Regions from separate parts of the Homo sapiens genome. Here region 1 is linked to region 2. Evidence: chromatin loops called from intact Hi-C (ENCODE). Cell type or tissue: heart left ventricle. All regions are shown on one strand. Each heading gives the region's core, and the rest is flanking DNA. Links, peaks and the distances in the headings are about the cores only. Region 1 holds the start of AKAIN1 (A-kinase anchor inhibitor 1). Region 2 overlaps LINC00667 (long intergenic non-protein coding RNA 667).

Region 1 (8,654 bases), core at 267-8,266, 48 kb before region 2:
AAGCACTCCCAGTGGTCTAAAACTTGGTATGGTTTCATTTATACAACAGTCTGAAAAGGCAAATCCATGGGGATAGGAAAGAGATCAGTGGTCACCAGAGATTGGTGGGGTGAGGGGGAAGGGGGAACGGTTTGACTACAAAGGGGTAGCACAAGAGAAAAACTAAGTGCAATGAAACTGTTTTGTGGTCATTACATGAATCTATACATATGTTGAAACTCATATAACTCTATGCCAAAAAAGCCAATTTTTCTGTATGTTAATTTTTAAAATAATACATAAATAGAAGTTGAAAGACTATGCTAACAGAAAAGAATTTTTTTGTGTTGGCACATTGTAAACCTCACAGTTATGACAGTCAGATATATAATTTGTTTATTTATCAATGTGTCAGGAATTTGTTAAGAGGTTTATATAAATGAATAAAAGTTATAAATACCTTGCAATAAATACTTTCTTATATGTATTTGGAAATTCTTTCTAGAAATATTGGTGCGAAATATTTTTCAGATGAAGCTTAGATGTCAAGAGACTGGCTGTCTTTTTGCTTACAATTACACCATTTTTATTCCTCCATGAAATCCTTGTTATCATACCTTGCCTAATTTTTATGCAAGAAAAGAAATATTTTTATGTTGGCAATTCACCTGACTTGAAGGCAATCCAAGCAAATCAAGTATATATTAGGCCTATCCACAAGAAAGATAGACTAATCCCTGAATTATATATTAATCATGAAAGAAAGTGGGGAATGGCCCAGGGATAAGGTAACTTCTGCCCTCACTTTCCACCTCACACTCTGTTTCTTCTTAGCTCTTCCTCAAGGAAGAAGGAATTTAGGAAAAGAAACCTGATTGTTCAGAGTCTGGAATTCTTTGGGTGAAACCATGGTACTGAAAAGGCATTTGAATTTGTGAACATTCCCTCTTTCTCTTCCTGGAATTAGGCCAAGAAATATCCTGACATTCTCTTGTGTACTTTGTCACCTTTAATACCAATGGTCAGTGGTCTTTCTTCCTTGTTCCTCATTGACTTTGCCTACAAATTAGTAATAATTCCTTGATATTTCCCCACAAAACCAAGAGCACTGTATTAGAAGTACAGAACTCCTCCCAGAAATGTTTTTCCTCCTGAATGTAAGATATTGCTATAGCCACAGCCTAAATAACCTGGATCAGTTTAGTATTATGGGACAAATATATTTCTCCATATTGGTTGTGTCACCCCCTTTCCTTTGGCCCTGGTAGTATGCTTCTTAGCTTTCTCATATTGCTTTTGAAATTTTCTACGTTCAGTTTATGGGGGTGGGAGGAGGAGGAATAAAGCAATTTAGGAAAAGGAAGCAAGAGGCCTCATTTTAGTCTTTAGCCTAAGTCATGTAGCCTAGCTTAGTTTAACTTCTATTTAGGTATATATGGTACTTACACAGAAATTAATATATATGTATACTTTATACCTCATTTAACTGTTAATAATTTCGTATAGTTCCTTTAGACAGAAGCATAAATAAATGATGGGCTTCAAGTAATTAACTCCTTAAAAAATTAGTAGTCATGCCCCTTACCTTCAAGGGGTTTGAAAACTGGCATGCACAAAATTAAAACCCTCCTAAATTATAGTCTATTAATAATAAGAGAAAGAGGAAAAAATAGAATTGAACTGTCTGCCTCATGCAAACTGAAAAACAACCCAAATACCCTGTCCAATTTAAGCTGTATTCTTTACAATCTATAGACTAACTGAAACAAAAAAATGTAAGAATATGTTATGGCATATAAGACTAAATCCTAAATAGGGTTAATAAAGTCTCATTCTAATTCCCCCTCATTCCATTGTACTTCTGGACTAGAACTTGTTCTACAAATATCTGTCACTCTTCACCTTTGCCTTTAAGGTAAAGAGCCAGGAGAATCATTCAAAGGGAGACCAGTTAGCTGAGGCAAGTTCAGAACTGTACCTCAGGGTTCTTGCCCTCCTGTGCTAAAATCCAAAAAAGCTACAATGTGTTTTGAAGGGCACAGTACCCACTGACCCAATTTTATGAATAGCTCCTTGTTAATTTATTGTTATATTCATCTTGGCTTATATAACACCCTTTTAATAATTTTGGAGTGATCTTAGCACATGACCCTGTTTCTTCCCTTTCTGAGTGTTAGGTTAGCTTGAAAGAAAGGGGTGGGAGTGTATTTCCTTTAACTAGTACAAAACATCTGGATTCCCAGATTATTATAGAGATTTAGAAAAGCAATAGGCAAGAAATGAGGTTGCAGTGCTGAAAATCTGGCGGAGTTCAAAAGCAATTCATTGTTCTGCTTTTCTTTCAGAATAATACACATCACTATACGAATTAGAAAACAAATGATCCATAGATGAGAAGGTAAGTTGACACAGTATTTTTAGCATCCTGTTCTTATTGTCCCAAATGCTTATGATTTTTCAAGAGAACCCCAAAATTGAAGAAGTGATGAAAAAAAAAGTTTCCCCAGACGTTTCTGTATCTATCCTATCCAGGTCAATTCACGCCATCTCTGACAGTTATGAATAACTTCTACTTTCCACACAGAACAAAACACTAATACAAAACTTGAAAGTAAAATGGAAAAGTAAAGTCCTGTCCAAATTGTGGGCTCTTTAAACCAAGCCAGTCTACTCCAGAAATTCCCCACTGTTCATTACAGTGGCCATCACTCACGATCTTGCTTTTAGAAAATGCCTAGTTAACATCACGCAACAACCCTAACTCTTGTACAACACCATATCCCTCCCCTCCTTGGAATGGAAAGGATATGCTGAGTCTCTGGCTACATCTGACCTTGGACCAAAAATCATCTACCCCTGGAGCCAGTGAGATATTTTGTCAGGAAGAAAGGTTGTGGGAGAAAAAGACAGAATTCGAGGTCAGAAAACTCCATTAGAGACTAGCAAGATTATCTGGAACCAGCCTCCCTGGGGATGGTAGAGTAGGAATGATATTCCTTAACTCTCAGGGTAATTAGGAGATCAAATGAGATAGCAGCATGAAACTGCTTTGTAAAGTGTTAAGTGCTGTATAAATGCAGCAAAGAGCTGTTTTCCAACTTCCTTGCTCCAGTGTTGATTGAATGTCCTTTGCTATATGGAACAATTTCCTCCCTTGAGTTATTTAGGATGGGCATGGGAAGAGCTCCTGGGCATTCCTTTAAGGCGTTCCTCTAAGAACCACTGCCTGTGGTAAAGCCAGAGCCTACAGAAACTCATCCCTCCCTCCCCAGCTAGCATTCTGAGGGGGAGGGGGAGGGGACTGACTTGCTCTTCTCAAGTTTTGCTAATTGAATTTTTTGAAGAAAAGACTCAATTCTTCCCTTTAAAAAAAAATGCATTACGCCTTTTCTCCCCAGCCATCTGAAGCCCATGACCACAGCAAATACATGCCAATCTTTCAAGTTAAAGACCCCAGGAACAAAGCTAGAGAGTTCTAGGCCCCTCCAGCCTTCCCCACTCCCTGTTTTCCACAGCAGTCTTTAACGAAATCAGACCCTAAAATGCGTGAGAGAGAAATACTTTGGATCTACCCCTAGAGACAGCGTCGGACGTTCACAACGACCACGCTTTTCCCCGCTTCCTCGATTAGCCTGGCCTCCCTTGCTCCAGTGGGGCGGACTCAAATGCGCACGCACGCACACGCCGCCAAGCCGGTCAACCGCAGACAAATCTGACTCTTCGCCAACTAGTAGCCACGGAGAGCAGCAAAGGGACCAAGGTCCTTCACCGCCTGCTCCAAAAAGACACGGCAACCTCCAGCGGCGCCGCAGTAGCTGCCTCTGTGCTGCAGCCTCCGGTCGGAGTTTCAGGTCTAATTCCTTAAGAAGTATCGCTCCTCTGCCCTTCGTCCTACTCCCCTTGGCTTCGCCCACTTCGCCTCCTTCTCCTCGGGAGGCCAGGAGGACCCGGGTCACTTTGCCAATTCTGCGGAGGGGGAAGTAGCAGTGAGGGAGATTCCCACGCAAGTAGCCCGAAGCCCACTACTCTTTGCCCCACCTCTCCACTCTCTTGCCCGTGTAGGTGCCGGTGCTGCTGGCGAAAGTCCCAGTTCTTAAGGCTCCTGAGCTCGGAAGGGGTGTGGAGGAGCCAGATGGGAAGAGAAGCAGCGGGACGAGGGCGAGGAAGGGCTGGAGATTGTTAGAGGACAGATGGGGCGGGACTGGGGAGAGGGGCGAAGGCGACGCGCCGAGGCACTCCTCCGCCCCATGAGCACAGACAGTAACTCCGAAACGCGCAGATGGGCCGTAAGGTAAAGAGGCCTTTTTTCCCTCTCCTCTCCGTCCTCTACCCTGCTCCCCTCCTAGACACTTGGTGAAAAAGCAAGGTGCGGTGTACCTGGAGCGAACACCATGATTTCTTCCAGCCGCTACGCCCCCAGATTAAGAGAGAAAGACAGGCAGACGGAGGATGGGAAGAAGGCCGGACTTGGCGGGGTCCGGTGCAGGAGGGCGCGCTGGGCGGGCGGCGGGCGGGGCGGTCAGCACCCCGGACAGCTCCCGCCGCTAGATCCTGGGGCCGCAGCTCCAGCCGCCGCCGCGCGCTCTGCCTCCACAATGCGGCCACAGCGGCGGCGGGAGGAGGAGGGTGAATCCCCGCTCAGTCCATCCCTCATTCCTGTGCCAGCTCGGCGACGTACACTGCTGCTTAGGGAGCAAAGCACTTCCACCGCTTTCACGCGACGAAGGTCGGAAGAGCAAGAGAGAGAAAGGTAAACTTCCCGGCAGGGGACAGTGAATTGCTTTTAATTACCTGCTGTGGCTCGTCGCCGTGGATATTGGACTGACATTTAAGATAGATTTGTCAAAAAAAAAAAACTCTAAGAGCTTTCTTTACTCTCGAGGATGACTCTGAGTTCTCCGAGTTGGGCTGGCTCGAATAGAGGGGCGGGTCTGTCAAGTTAATAGGTCCTGGAGGTCCGTGAGTCCTCTCTCGCGAGTCCCAGTCCTCTGCTAACGTCAGGAAGAGAGCAAGAGGAAGGACACAGTGACTATGGAGCGCTCGAGGAGGGCGCTACTATCAGGTTCCGCTCCCAGGTGGCAAATCCGGCTCTGAAAGCTCCTAAGCTTGAAGGTCCTCAAGGTCATCACTTTAGAAAAAGCAAGGCCGGCCAGGGCACAGGAAAGATAACGCATACACCCTTCACAAGGAAGAGCCAACAGAGCCCCCTGCAAGTGTGAGAACAGCCCTGAGATCAATCAAGAAACATCAGTTCTTCCCCTATCCTCACCCAGCTGAAAACTGTCTGCATGCCCCGCTCATACACCCAGTTCTACCTTAAAGGTACTGGGACTGCCTTATGCTCACTTCATCCTCCTAATCATTGCTCACTTTAGGTATCTATTCCCTAATAATGTCTGTGCAGTGTGAACAGCCCACACTAGATGTCACCCAGCTTGAAACAGGTCCATGTGGGTTACAAACCCAAAGCTAAAGCCACCCAGAATCCTCCAGCCTCTCCCCTATTTTTCCAGCTAAATAAGGTTTTCCAAGAACAAAGGTAATCAAGGTCATCTCCAGTGTTTTATGGGGTTTCTTCACTTGCAACTATCCCTGGAAAATGTAACTATTCTGAAAATTAAGTATTTCCTGATAATTGGTTGATGGCAATAAGTTCTACAGTCTTTTGGCAAATATAAAGCATCCAAATAGACTGATTGGCACTGTTTTTTTTTTAAAGCCATCCGATAGACTGAAAATGCAAATAGTTTTACAGCTTTTGAACTACAGTTTGCATGAAGGCATATGGGCAGCCTCAACATAATACAATCAGTACTGCTGTTAGCACCTGGCTCAACACAGGCTTGAACATATGGGGCCTACCCCAGCAGCAGCAAGATGAAAGTCAGCTGATGGGCAGGATAAAGCGTGTGCATGACAGGATAGAGTTCTCCCATTTTGCCAAGTTTCTCCAATGATGCTTCACTCTGTCTTCTTTTCTTCATCCCACGGGAAGTGTAAAACAGTATTTAAAATAATTTTGGAATGAAAGGTGTTTTTCTTGTAACACACTCAAAAGGGCTGTCTTTTACAGCCCTTATGTTTAAATGGGCTTTCATCTCCCAATACATAAACAGTTACCCATGATTAAGTTCAAGGAAAAGCAATATAGTATAGGAAAAACAACAACAAAAGACTTGAGAATCAGACTGAGACCCAGGTACCACATCCTCATCATTTACTAGATGCATGACCTTAAATAAGTTACTTAACCTGTCCTGTCTCATCTGCAATATAAGGATTAAGGTATCTTGAAGGTTTGTTGTAAGGATTAGCTGTGAGATGGATTAACAGATTAATTAAGAGAGAGCACAGCCTCAATTAAACTCATTCCAGGAAATCACTGGCACCCTGGGAGTAGAGTACACCCTATGGGAAAGCAAACAAAATATGTTAGACCAGTGCTTCTCAAACATTAATGTGCGTAAGAATCCTATGGAGATCTTGTTTTAAAAAAAAGGTTATGATTCAGCAGTGATATGGTTTGGCTGTGTCCCCATGAAATCTCAACTTGAATTGTATCTCCCAGAATTCCCACATGTTGTGGGAGGAACCCAGTACGAATCAATTGAATCATGGGGGCCGGTCTTTCCCATGCTAATCTCGTGATAGTAAATAAGTCTCACGAGATATGATGGTTTATCAGTATCAGAGGTTTCCGCTTTTGCTTCTCTCTCATTTTCCCTTGCCACTGCCATGTAAGACGAGCCTTTTGCCTCTAGCCATGATTCTGAGGCCTCCCCAGCCACATGGAACTGTCAGTCCAATTAAACCTTATTTTGTTCCCAGTTTCGGGTATGTCTTTATCAGCAGCATGAAAACAAACTAATACAAGCAGTTAGGTCCCGAGATTCTGAATTTCCAACAAGTTCCGTGGTAATGTCCATGCTGCTGGTCTATGGAGTAAACTTGGTTAGCAAGGTATTAGAGGCATCAGCTTTTAAACAGAAGGAAATTACTTGTATCTTTCCCAACCTCAGAGCTTATCTTTTTGAGTTTTAAACAAAGAAGGAACCCAGATGGATTCCCATAGACTACCAAGATAAACAGTAGCCAAGATGGTAGTAGAAAGAAAGAATGCCTGAAAATGGTCTGGGGCTCCTTGGGCTATTTGATTAGCAATAGGAGGTAGTAAGAATCCAGCTCAACAGGTCAAGAACAGAGAAAAAAAAAACAACTCTTCTCACCTCCATCCTCAGCTGTTTTCTGCCCTTCATCCTCCAATCACCTCTTCATTTTTTTCTACCCAACATCACTAGCCAGAGGACAATATATTCCCAATCCAATTTTCGTGTGCATATATTTTAGTCAGAACCATTGTTTTATTTCCAATAAAACCGAGGTACTTCAGTGATTTTTCTATTTTACAGTTTCATTTATTTCACCAGTAAATGTTACAGTCAACAATACTATCTCCAATGTTTACTACTACTTGGGTTATTATTCTGTTAGCTTTATTGAAACACCCCAATAATGCTACTAGATTTTTTTTTTTTTTTTTTTTTTGAGACAAGGTCTCATTCTGTTGCCCAGGCTAGAGTGCAGCAGTGCCATCTCGGCTCACTGCAACCTCCGCCTCCTAGGCTCAAGAGATCCTCCCACCTCAGCCTCCCAAGTAGCTGAGACTACAAGTGCACACCACCATGCCCAGCTAATTTTTGCATTTTTTAGAGACAGGCTTTTGCCATGTTTCCCAGGATGGTCTTGAACTTCTGAGCTCAAGCCATCCACCTGCCTCAGCTTCCCAAAGTGCTGGGATTACAAGTGTGAGCCACTGCCAAGGCCTTAGATTTTTTCTTATGTCTTTACATCTTAATATAAATGATCAATTTAACAATAGAATGCCTGATAGGAAAATGAAAGCCTCCTCTTATTCTACTAGGATAAGAACAAGATTCTCTTTGATAGACCATTTATCCAGTCTTACCCCACAATGAGGTTCTCAATAATATTTTGCTCTCTGTTTTAACACCTCCACTCAGAATGACTCACTTTCTACTCAAACAGTCCACTGCATTTGAAGACAGCCATTTGTCAGAGAGTCAGCTACCACCACCATGTACCCCATTCTGACTTTTAGCACTGTCATATCTGGTCAATTATGGGAATAGTGATAGGAAGCAAGATAGTAAACAAATTTGGGGCATCCACCAGATGCTTAACAGGGTGCTGAATGAATGAGAAGGCACAGGAGGAAAAAGTTTCCTGTGGAACCAGTGATTTTACTTGGAAATTTGGGAAAATTTTTAATTAAAAAGTGAGCATGGGTACATTATAAAATAGAATAAAAATGTATGTGATATATAAACATTAAATTGGAGACCCTAAAGAAATCACCATAGGGAGATTAGAGCTATAACTCTCAGATTTCTCCAAGTCTGTATCCATTCACTCTAACATTCATTTATTATACTCTCTCTTTAGAGCTTAAGCAAATAAAAAATGTTGAAAACACATCCTGAAACATTCCAATTGCCCCAGTTATTTGTAACATACCTTGACTCCAGCCATTCCCTGATTCTTTCCACTGTATGCTTATTTTAAATAGATCATTCAATCCACTAAATTTAAAAATAATTTTAGCATCCCTAAGGAAGTTGAAATAGGTTTAAAAGAGGCATTTTCATTATAAAGCA
Region 2 (8,654 bases), core at 496-8,495:
TGAAAGTCAAAATATCTCATACAGATGTCTTTTTTTTTTGAGAAGGTACACAAGGCTTGCTTGTAGAGATGGAGTTACATGGAGGGACAGAAGGTCACTGGTCAGTGATTTTAGGTTTTTATACTTCTGAAAACAGGTAATTACAGATTCTGATCAGTTTATCATTTTCTTTAGTCTTTTATTTTCTGCTGAATGCTCTCAAGGGAACGGATCCATACCTGTTTATCAGGCTCACCTGGAAGAGCCAAGTCATCCACTCAGGTCTTCCTCTGGACCTGCATAATTTCCTCATTTACTAGATTGGGTTTCTTTTATGTGTGGGCTTTTAATGCTTGGTATCTCTGGTCTTCCTAATATGTAATGCTTAGCATAATAATTTTAGCCATTATTCATTTTTGTAGTAGGCTTCACTAGCTTCCTGCTTCTCAAATCCCTTGAAAAGATGAGATTTTTTTTTCGTGGAGTTCACGTCTAGTAAGTTGGTCTTGATTTTTTTTTTCTTTCAGAACCTTCTGGATTTCAGCTTTGGCAAGCTTCCTCTGTTTCTGAGACACCTCCATCACCTGGGTTACAATCCCATCCATGATTTTCCCCATCTCCAGGCATTTTTCATGGAAAGCTCCTCATGCTTTTTAATTCCAGTTTATCCATTTGTGTGGCTTTAACCTCCACATCCAGGTCTTTCTGGCTAAACTGCAGTATATCCACAATGGGGCCAATGGACACATAAGGGAGGCCCTATCACAGGAACACGAACACCCGGAGTCGCTAGAAATCAGATTCCACCGGCTTTGCTTCAGGCCGACTTCCTAAGGAAGGCATGGTAGCATCACAGATGCTGTTTGTCTCAGTTTCCTGAGAAGCCAGTTTCTTAGAGCTGTCATTCAAGAGTGGGTCAAATTTGAGATATAAAAACCTTTCTCAAGGTAGACTCTTTGGCCCCTATGCCTAGTATGTCAGCTGGGCCTCTGAAGCTCTCCTCTTTGAGGTCCTGGCAGGCTCTGGCCCCTGTTGAGAAGGGGAAGCAGTCATGTGAACTCATGTGCTGGAAGAATCCACTCTACCCCTTCCCTGGCTTCTCTGCTGCAATTTTTGTCTTTAAACGTATTTTCAGGTGATTCCAGTTTGCATACATAATTGAGAAATATAAGATTTGGTCCCCAGTAGAGAGCCAGGTGAACTTAAGAAGGAGTCCATCTAAGAAAATTGCACAATTATCTAGTTTCACTTGGGTTTAGCTTTTATGGCTTACTTGATTTAGTAATCAAATGATTTTCAAATGATTTTGATCAGGTGACTCTTCGTAAACTAGAGAATGAACTTGAGAGCCGAATTAGCACAGTTTAAAAATAATCATTTAGTTTTTGTTCTCTATTGTGTAAATTATTGAGGTTTGACTGTCTTGGCTAAACTAAGGCTCATCTAATATCTTTATTTTTGATATCCTAATTTCTTGCCAATTAATTGAAGGTAACATACTAGCAGACCAGATAACTACTTATGCAAACCTCAGATAACCACTAATTTAAACAAAATTAAATCCTTTGCCTTCCCCAGATCCTTTGCACATGGCCTGCTATCAACAATCCTCTACAATGATTCTCAGCATCACCTAGGGAGCTTATGTAAAATCTCAAATTCCTGGGCCCTATCCCCAGAGTTTCTTATCAAGTAAGTCTGCATTGGGATCTGAGGATTTGCATCTCTAACAAAAATTCCTAGGCGATGCTCACACTGTTGGTGTAAGGGTGAGTACAAATTAGAAATAAAACTATTTAATTCTGCCTGGTGCAAAGGAGAGAGAGAGACTTTTACCCTCCACATCCTTTTCTTTGGTCATTTACTTTAGGAAACTTAATTGTAAGCTTTTTCTGTGCCTCTTTGAAATGCCTGTAAATCTTTCCAAAAACTAAATTAGGCTTTTGCCAATTTTACAACCTAAGAATGTGAATTCCTCAAGGACCTGGGAGCTATCTCACTGAAATTTAATCATTGAGAAAAATAGTACCCCTATCTTTCAGCTTCCTGGAAACATAAGAGCCTAACTTTATTAGGCACCTTGCTCCATTACAAAGCTATCTTCTGTCATAAAGATACAAGAAATTTATTTTTCCCTTGGACAAAAGCAACTAACTAGCAGAGGGTCACCAAAATTACCAGGTGAATTTAGGGTGAACTCTGTGTGACAAATGGTGCTGCCAAGTTCTCTTGAGTACTATAGAAAGTGCATGACATGAATTTTTTACTTCATGATGGTGCAAAACCATTGCTTTTCACTTTCAGTATAATATTCAAGAAATTACATATTGAATATAAGATATTCAATATCTTATTCTTTATTATAGGCTTTGTGTTATATAATTTTGCCCAACTAACTGTAGGCTAATGTAAGTGTTCTGAACATGTTGAAGGTAGGTTAGACTAAGCTCTAATGTTCAGTAGGGTAGGTGTATTAAGTGCATTTTCAACTTACGAAATTTAAGCTGATATCCAAAGAATGAGTAAGAATGAGGTAAAGGAGCAAGAAAACATTGCTTCAGGCAAAGGAATAGTATGTGCAAAAGCCCTGGGGTTTAAGAATATGATGTTTTTAGAGAACTGCAAATAATTCAGTATGGTTGGAGCAGAGGGATGTGGAATGATTATTGATTCTGTTGGAGAGTAGACAGAGGCCAGATTGCTATGCTTAGATACAATTTCAACCACCTACAAATCCATCTAATTACCTACATGACCATCATCATCTGGTCATGTTTCTCCATTTTATCATTATGTATACCTTAAAGACTTGCTCACATTACTTAAAATTGAGATAGGTTAGGCATCTATCCAATCTCCCATGCCAGTAATTCTACAGAAACAGATTAGGTTAGCTAGATAAGCATGTTTACAATTAAATTTATGCTGTATCCTTCTAATCACCACTTTCTCATCAAAATGCTCACAAATCATCTGCATCATTGTCCATTCTTTAAAAATGTATAAACCCATCTCTACTAAAAATACAAAATTAGCTGGGCATGATGGCGCACGCCTGTAATCCCAGCTGTTCAGGAGGCTGAAGCAGAAGAATTGCTTGAACCCCGGAGACGGAGGTTGCAGTCAGCCGAGATTGCACCATTGCTCTCTAGCCTGGGCAACAAGAGCAAAACTCCATCTCAAAAAAAAAAAAAAAAGTATAAATTTGTATCAAGCATGCTGGCTTGAGGGTTTAAGGAATTTCTTTTTTTTATTTCTGACATACTTCTGTGGAGTGTGTTTTGCTTTCATTTTTGTTGTATTGTTTGTAATTTACACTATTAACAGTTTCTATTAGTGCTGTGGAATTAATTCCTCTTGTGCTGAAGATAGAAATATATTATTTCTAGGAAGAAATTGTCCTTATCGTCTTCACTAATATTGGACTTAGAGAGTCCTCCTATAAGACATGTTCTGTTTTTCATTTTGAACAGTTTCCTTGATGGAGAACTATCAAAGCAGTCAAAGCTATCAAAATAAAAAAGAATTCTGATTGGGTGCAGTGGCTCACACCTGTCATTCCAGCACTTTGAGAGGCCAAGGTGGGCAGATCACATGAGGCCAGGAGTTCAAGACCAGCCTGGCCAACATGGCAGAAACCCCATCTCTACTAAAAATACCAAAATTAGCCGGGCATGGTGGAACACACCTGCAATCCCAGCTACTCGGGAGGCTGAGGCAAGAGAATCGCTTGAACCTGGGAGGCAGAAGTTGCAGTGAAACAAGTTGGTGCCAATGCATTCCAGCCTGGATGATGGAGCGAGACTCTGTCTCAAGAAAAAAAAAACAAAAACAAAAACAGAACTCTGCCTCATAGCGTCTTTTAAGTTATACACTGGACCTATCCTTTCCTCACTGACAGACATTTTAAAAATTTTTTGGTAAGGCCTAGTTCATATAAAATGTAATCCAAGCCAAAAGTTAACAAGAATAAGGGGAGGAAAGGGGACTCCAATAGCAGAGAAAGGTATTTACCTGGGATATACACTGCAAGAAAATCAAAGCTATAAGAAACGTCCATGAATAGTAGCCATAAGGCATCAGAGTGATAAAATTCCTGTCCCTAGGAGGGAATATTGGAGTTTGCCAGAGAAACAGAATGAGAGAGACAGAGAGGTTTATTGTAGGAATTGGCTCATATGATTACGGAGGCTGAGAAGACCCACGATCTGCCATCTGCAAGCTGGAGAATCAGGAAAGCTGGAGGTGTAATTCAGTCAAGTCCAATGGCCAGAGAAGCAAGTGTACTGATATCCAAGAGCAGGAGAAAATAGATGTCCCAGAACAAGCAGAGAGGCTGATTTTGTCCTTCCTCTGCCTTTTTGTTTCATATGGGGCACTGAATGGACTGATGCCCATCCACATTAGTGAGGGTGGATCTTCTTTACTCAGTCTACCAGTAGAAATGTCAATGACTTCCAGAAACACCCTCACCAACACACGTGGAAATAATGTTTTACCAGGTATCTGGGCATCCCTTGGTTCACTCAAGTTGACACAAAATTAACCATCACAGAAGGAGACTGGCCTTACTCTGAAATTAGGAAACTAAAGAAGTGACCAGAATGGAGACTAGGTAGAGACAACTAGTTCTCTACCAAACATGTACAGTTATTCGTTGGTATCTGAAGGGGATTGGTTCCAGGAACTCTCAGGGATACCAAAATCTGCAGGTGCTCAAGTCATTTATATAAAATATTACAGTATTTGCATATAACCTTTGCACATCTTCCATATACTTTAAATCATCTCTACATTACTTATAATAATGAATGTGTAAATGCTATGAAAATAGTTACTACACTATTGTTTATTTGTATTTTTATTGAATTGTTTTGGGGTGGGGGGCAGCTGTATCTTTCTTAGTAATAGAACCCCTGGTTTTAGCTGGGCACATGACTGCCCTCAATAAAGATTAAAGTACCCCAGCCTTCCTTGAGATTGTGGCCATGTGACTGAACTTTAGACAGTGAGATATAAGCAGATATCTTCTGTGGCAGTGTTAGGAAACTATTAAAGACAGTAAGAACATTGCCCTTTGCCTTCTTTTTCCTTTCTTCATTTTTCTGCCTGGAATGCAAATGTGATGGCTAACACCCTAGCAGCCATTTTAGATTATGAAGATGAGAGTCACTCCCCAGGAAGGGTGGACCTGAAAGCTGGATTCTAGATGTGGAATGACAATACCAGCCCTGGACTACCTACCTGTAGGCTGTGTGTGTGTGTGTGTGATTGACAGAGAGAGAGAGAGATAGATACCACAAGTAACACAAAGCATCATACCTGGGACTGGGAAGGTTAATGTTTAAACATTTTAAATGTGGCATTGGTTTGTTGAAGACAGTCAAGCAGTAGGTGCTGCAGGCTTTGTTGAGGCTAGAAAGCTGTTGGTCTTTATTAGGTGATGGCAAAACAATGGATCACATTTTCATGTGCTGTGTCTTGGGAGGCAAATGATGAGAATGTAGGATTGGGGAAAATGGTAAGGAAAATCCAAAATGTTCATGTTTTCTAACCCCTTCTTGCCAATCTTAAAAGAAGGACAAACAGGCTAGATTAAGCAAGTCTACAGTTACAATTGGAAGGAAACACAGCCGTACTAAGGAAGTACTCTGTCTGTGGCCTGCAGTCTAGTTTGACTAGGTCCTGTATTTGAGCTTTGAAAGAGTAAAGAATACAAGTGCTCGTATACCCCTGAAGTAGTTACCAGCAGTGACTGCAAGGAGGTAATCTTATGGGATGAAACTATAACTCTGTATTAACCATCATATATAGCATATATGTGTATATGTATGTGTGTGTGTGTATATGTGTATATAAATATATGTGTGTGTATATACACACATGTACACACCCTACAACCCAGTGATTTCAAAAAATTAAACATTTGTTTAGCTCATGAATCTGTGGGTTGGGTGAACATTTCTATTGGTCTTGGCTGGGCTCACCTGTACCCAGTCAGCTGCAGGGTCTAGCTCTTCTTATCTTGGCTGGGATCTCACACATGTCTAGGATCAGCTGCTTTACTAGTCTAGGATTGTCTTGGCTGAGACAGGTGGACTACTCAGTTCTCCTCCACTGCCTTATCCTTCAGCTGGCCAGCCCAGAAATGTTGCCATGTTTACAGCATAAGAGCAAGCAAGAAAGAATAATATGCAACCACTTTTCCAAGCCTAAGGTGAAAGGGCGGGCAGAACCTGTGGTGTTAGGAGGCAACTCATACCAGCCCATGGGTCTACCGTTTAATTTTCAGAAATTTGGCAAGCTGATTGTTAACACAGCTGTTGTTTAATTTATGTACTTGTAATTAAATAATTTACATTAAAACAAAGATAATAGGTACTCAAAACTCATGACTTTCTAGTTATTTTATTATATTTTACTATTGTCTGTCCTCTTAAGGTGTTTGTTTCTAGTGTATCTGGTGGAAACACTACTTCATGTTTCAGTTGTGTCAAACCAGTAGCTTGAAATCAGCCACTGTTGGAGTGTTTATACCACAGAAATTGATAGAAGCTACAAATGAAGTGTTGCTTGTTGATTTGTTTTGTTAATTGTCTGGCTTAAGAAAGTGGTAGAGAAAACATTAATGCAGATTAAATTTAAAAGCGTGTTGTGTCTGCGGCCGTTACATTGCAAATACAAAAAATAATTGAGGAAATGTTCTTTGAAAACTATTATCTAATTCTGCAAAGTTGTCACCTCATTTACAAACAACTGCAGTTTCAGCTACCTCTTTATTGTTTTACTTTCCTCTTACTGACAATGAGAATATCAATTAACATTCATGTCAGAACTACACTTGCTCATGAACTACAACTGTAGATTGGCTATGGATAAGAAAATTTAGTGAAAGTCAAATAAAGCATTCAGTAAGAGTTGGCTATATAGAACTTACAGAAAAGATTATTGCATATTTTCTTATTTGTCAATGTGTGCTACACATATTTTCAGTAAAATTTATAACATAATGTATAAAGTATTTTTTAAGAAACATTTAACCAGTATGCTACTGGGCAGAAGGTTCCCCCAAGAGTAGGAGGACGCTGCAATATGCTAGGGCAAAGAGTATAGTTAGAGAGAGGGGCAAAAATTTGGGTCATTAATCCAATTAAAGTACCCTAGGCCCCTAGTCTTTCTCAAATACTTTCCATTAAGCAACTGTCAGTCAGTAGAACCTAGTGCATTGACAAAGATCAGATTGTGATTTTTGCCTATTATTTTTAAATGTCTCAAGATAGCCAACACTTCTTGGGGGGATAGGGTGTTTGAGCTTGGTATAGGGAAGAATAGGCAGAGCCTAGATGCCAGTACTGTTGGGGTGATCAGACCCAACACCGAGTCATAGGGGTGACGAAGTCCGGCGTAGTCAAAGGAATGAGAAAAGACAGTTTGAGAGAGAAAGTGAGTCCCGGGAGCCAACACTAAGTATGGAGGCTGCGAAGGCCCTGAACTCTGGAAGCCCAGACTATTTATTGGTGGTGCTCAAACAAAGAAACAGGTGGTGAGAATGTGGGGTTGAAAGGGAGCGTTGCATTAAGCACATTATGATTTACATTACGTTATGATTTGCATCGCATTATGATTTATAGCTGCAATGGTTTAGCATATGCTCTACTACTTGGGATAGTGGAGAGCAGGTTCTTTTAACTCAAGATACAGTCAATCCTGGGAGAGCAAGGAGCAAGGAGCCAGCGAGTCTAGACACATTCCAGAAGCCACGAGCCCTGGATTCTATCCAAGCCACGAGAGGTTTTATGCCCTGGGCTTAGATTATGGTGTGTCAGGGCAGCCTTCCACCCTTTAGCACAGAGCTTGGTGTTCCAGAGGCCACAAGGGGTTTTAGACCCTGGACCCCAGACATGTTCCGAGACTCTTTTACATTATGTCAGACATGCAAGTCCTGCCTCCGCGTCTCTCCCAACACTCAGCTTTTCTCCCAAGAAGTACATCACACTAAAATGTCTCAGGCTTAGAAATCGTCTAGACATTACGATCTCTGGCTACTAACATACGTGGAACTAACTGAAAGCAAATATACCAGAAGATTACTAAATTTTAAGGAAATTGTTCTTCAAAAGAAATTTCAATCCTGGCCTGTGACCATCAAGCTCCTAAAACAGTTTCTGGGTCCCCATATTCACCCTAGCAGGAAGAGAGCTTCTGCAATGGCAACCACCACAGAGGGGCTTCTGCCCCATGGCCCCTTCTCATGCAGCCATGTAATATAATGCACGTCCTAGAAAGCAGAGATAAGAACCACAAAATACAATGGGCAAGAGCTTAACTGAGGACTACCAAATAGCTAAGCAAAGAATACCCTCCTTTACTAGGGGAGGGAGCTTGTACTTTCTGCTCAGAGGTATCTGATCATTGATATGGACCAGTGACCACTACCAGTTTCTCCTCCCCTTTCTCAAATAGTTTTTACGGTGGTGTCCTGTTTCCATATCCATATATGTTTTTCAATGTATCTGCTGGCAGACCACAAGAAGGTACACATGACCCCAAGGAAGGGACTGCATATGATTAAGAGATCCTGAACATGGAGCAGGAATTCAGGAAGATCTTGAAGTTTTCTGCCTTGGAGAAAGAGTAAATGTCTACTCTGCAAATGTGTTCCTGGCTTTTCTTGG

The links. Peaks named below come from ENCODE experiments on the same cell type or tissue, not always from the same donor. Only the 100,000 strongest peaks of a DNase experiment are listed, where the experiment ranks them.
Region 1: a loop joins it to region 2, with 2.4 times the contacts of the local background. A loop is called at or near these places in 6 of 110 quality-filtered maps.

Annotation. Positions count from the first base shown.
Region 1 is chr18:5,192,682-5,201,335 of GRCh38, forward strand. AKAIN1 (A-kinase anchor inhibitor 1) reads right to left here and starts at 4,576. Exons shown (of 2, transcript NM_001145194.2): 1 at 4,357-4,576. The coding sequence starts at 4,372. In heart left ventricle, for the core only: no CTCF peak of the experiment used is centred there; a DNase peak (open chromatin) is centred at 4,490; H3K27me3 peaks cover 6,465 bases.
Region 2 is chr18:5,240,142-5,248,795 of GRCh38, forward strand. It overlaps LINC00667 (long intergenic non-protein coding RNA 667), which reads left to right. Exons shown (of 3, transcript NR_015389.1): 2 at 1,558-1,671; 3 at 3,453-6,367. It also overlaps the pseudogene LOC100422274. Among named protein-coding and RNA genes, the nearest start is that of LINC00667, 6.4 kb to the left of the region's middle. In heart left ventricle, for the core only: no CTCF peak of the experiment used is centred there; no DNase peak of the experiment used is centred there.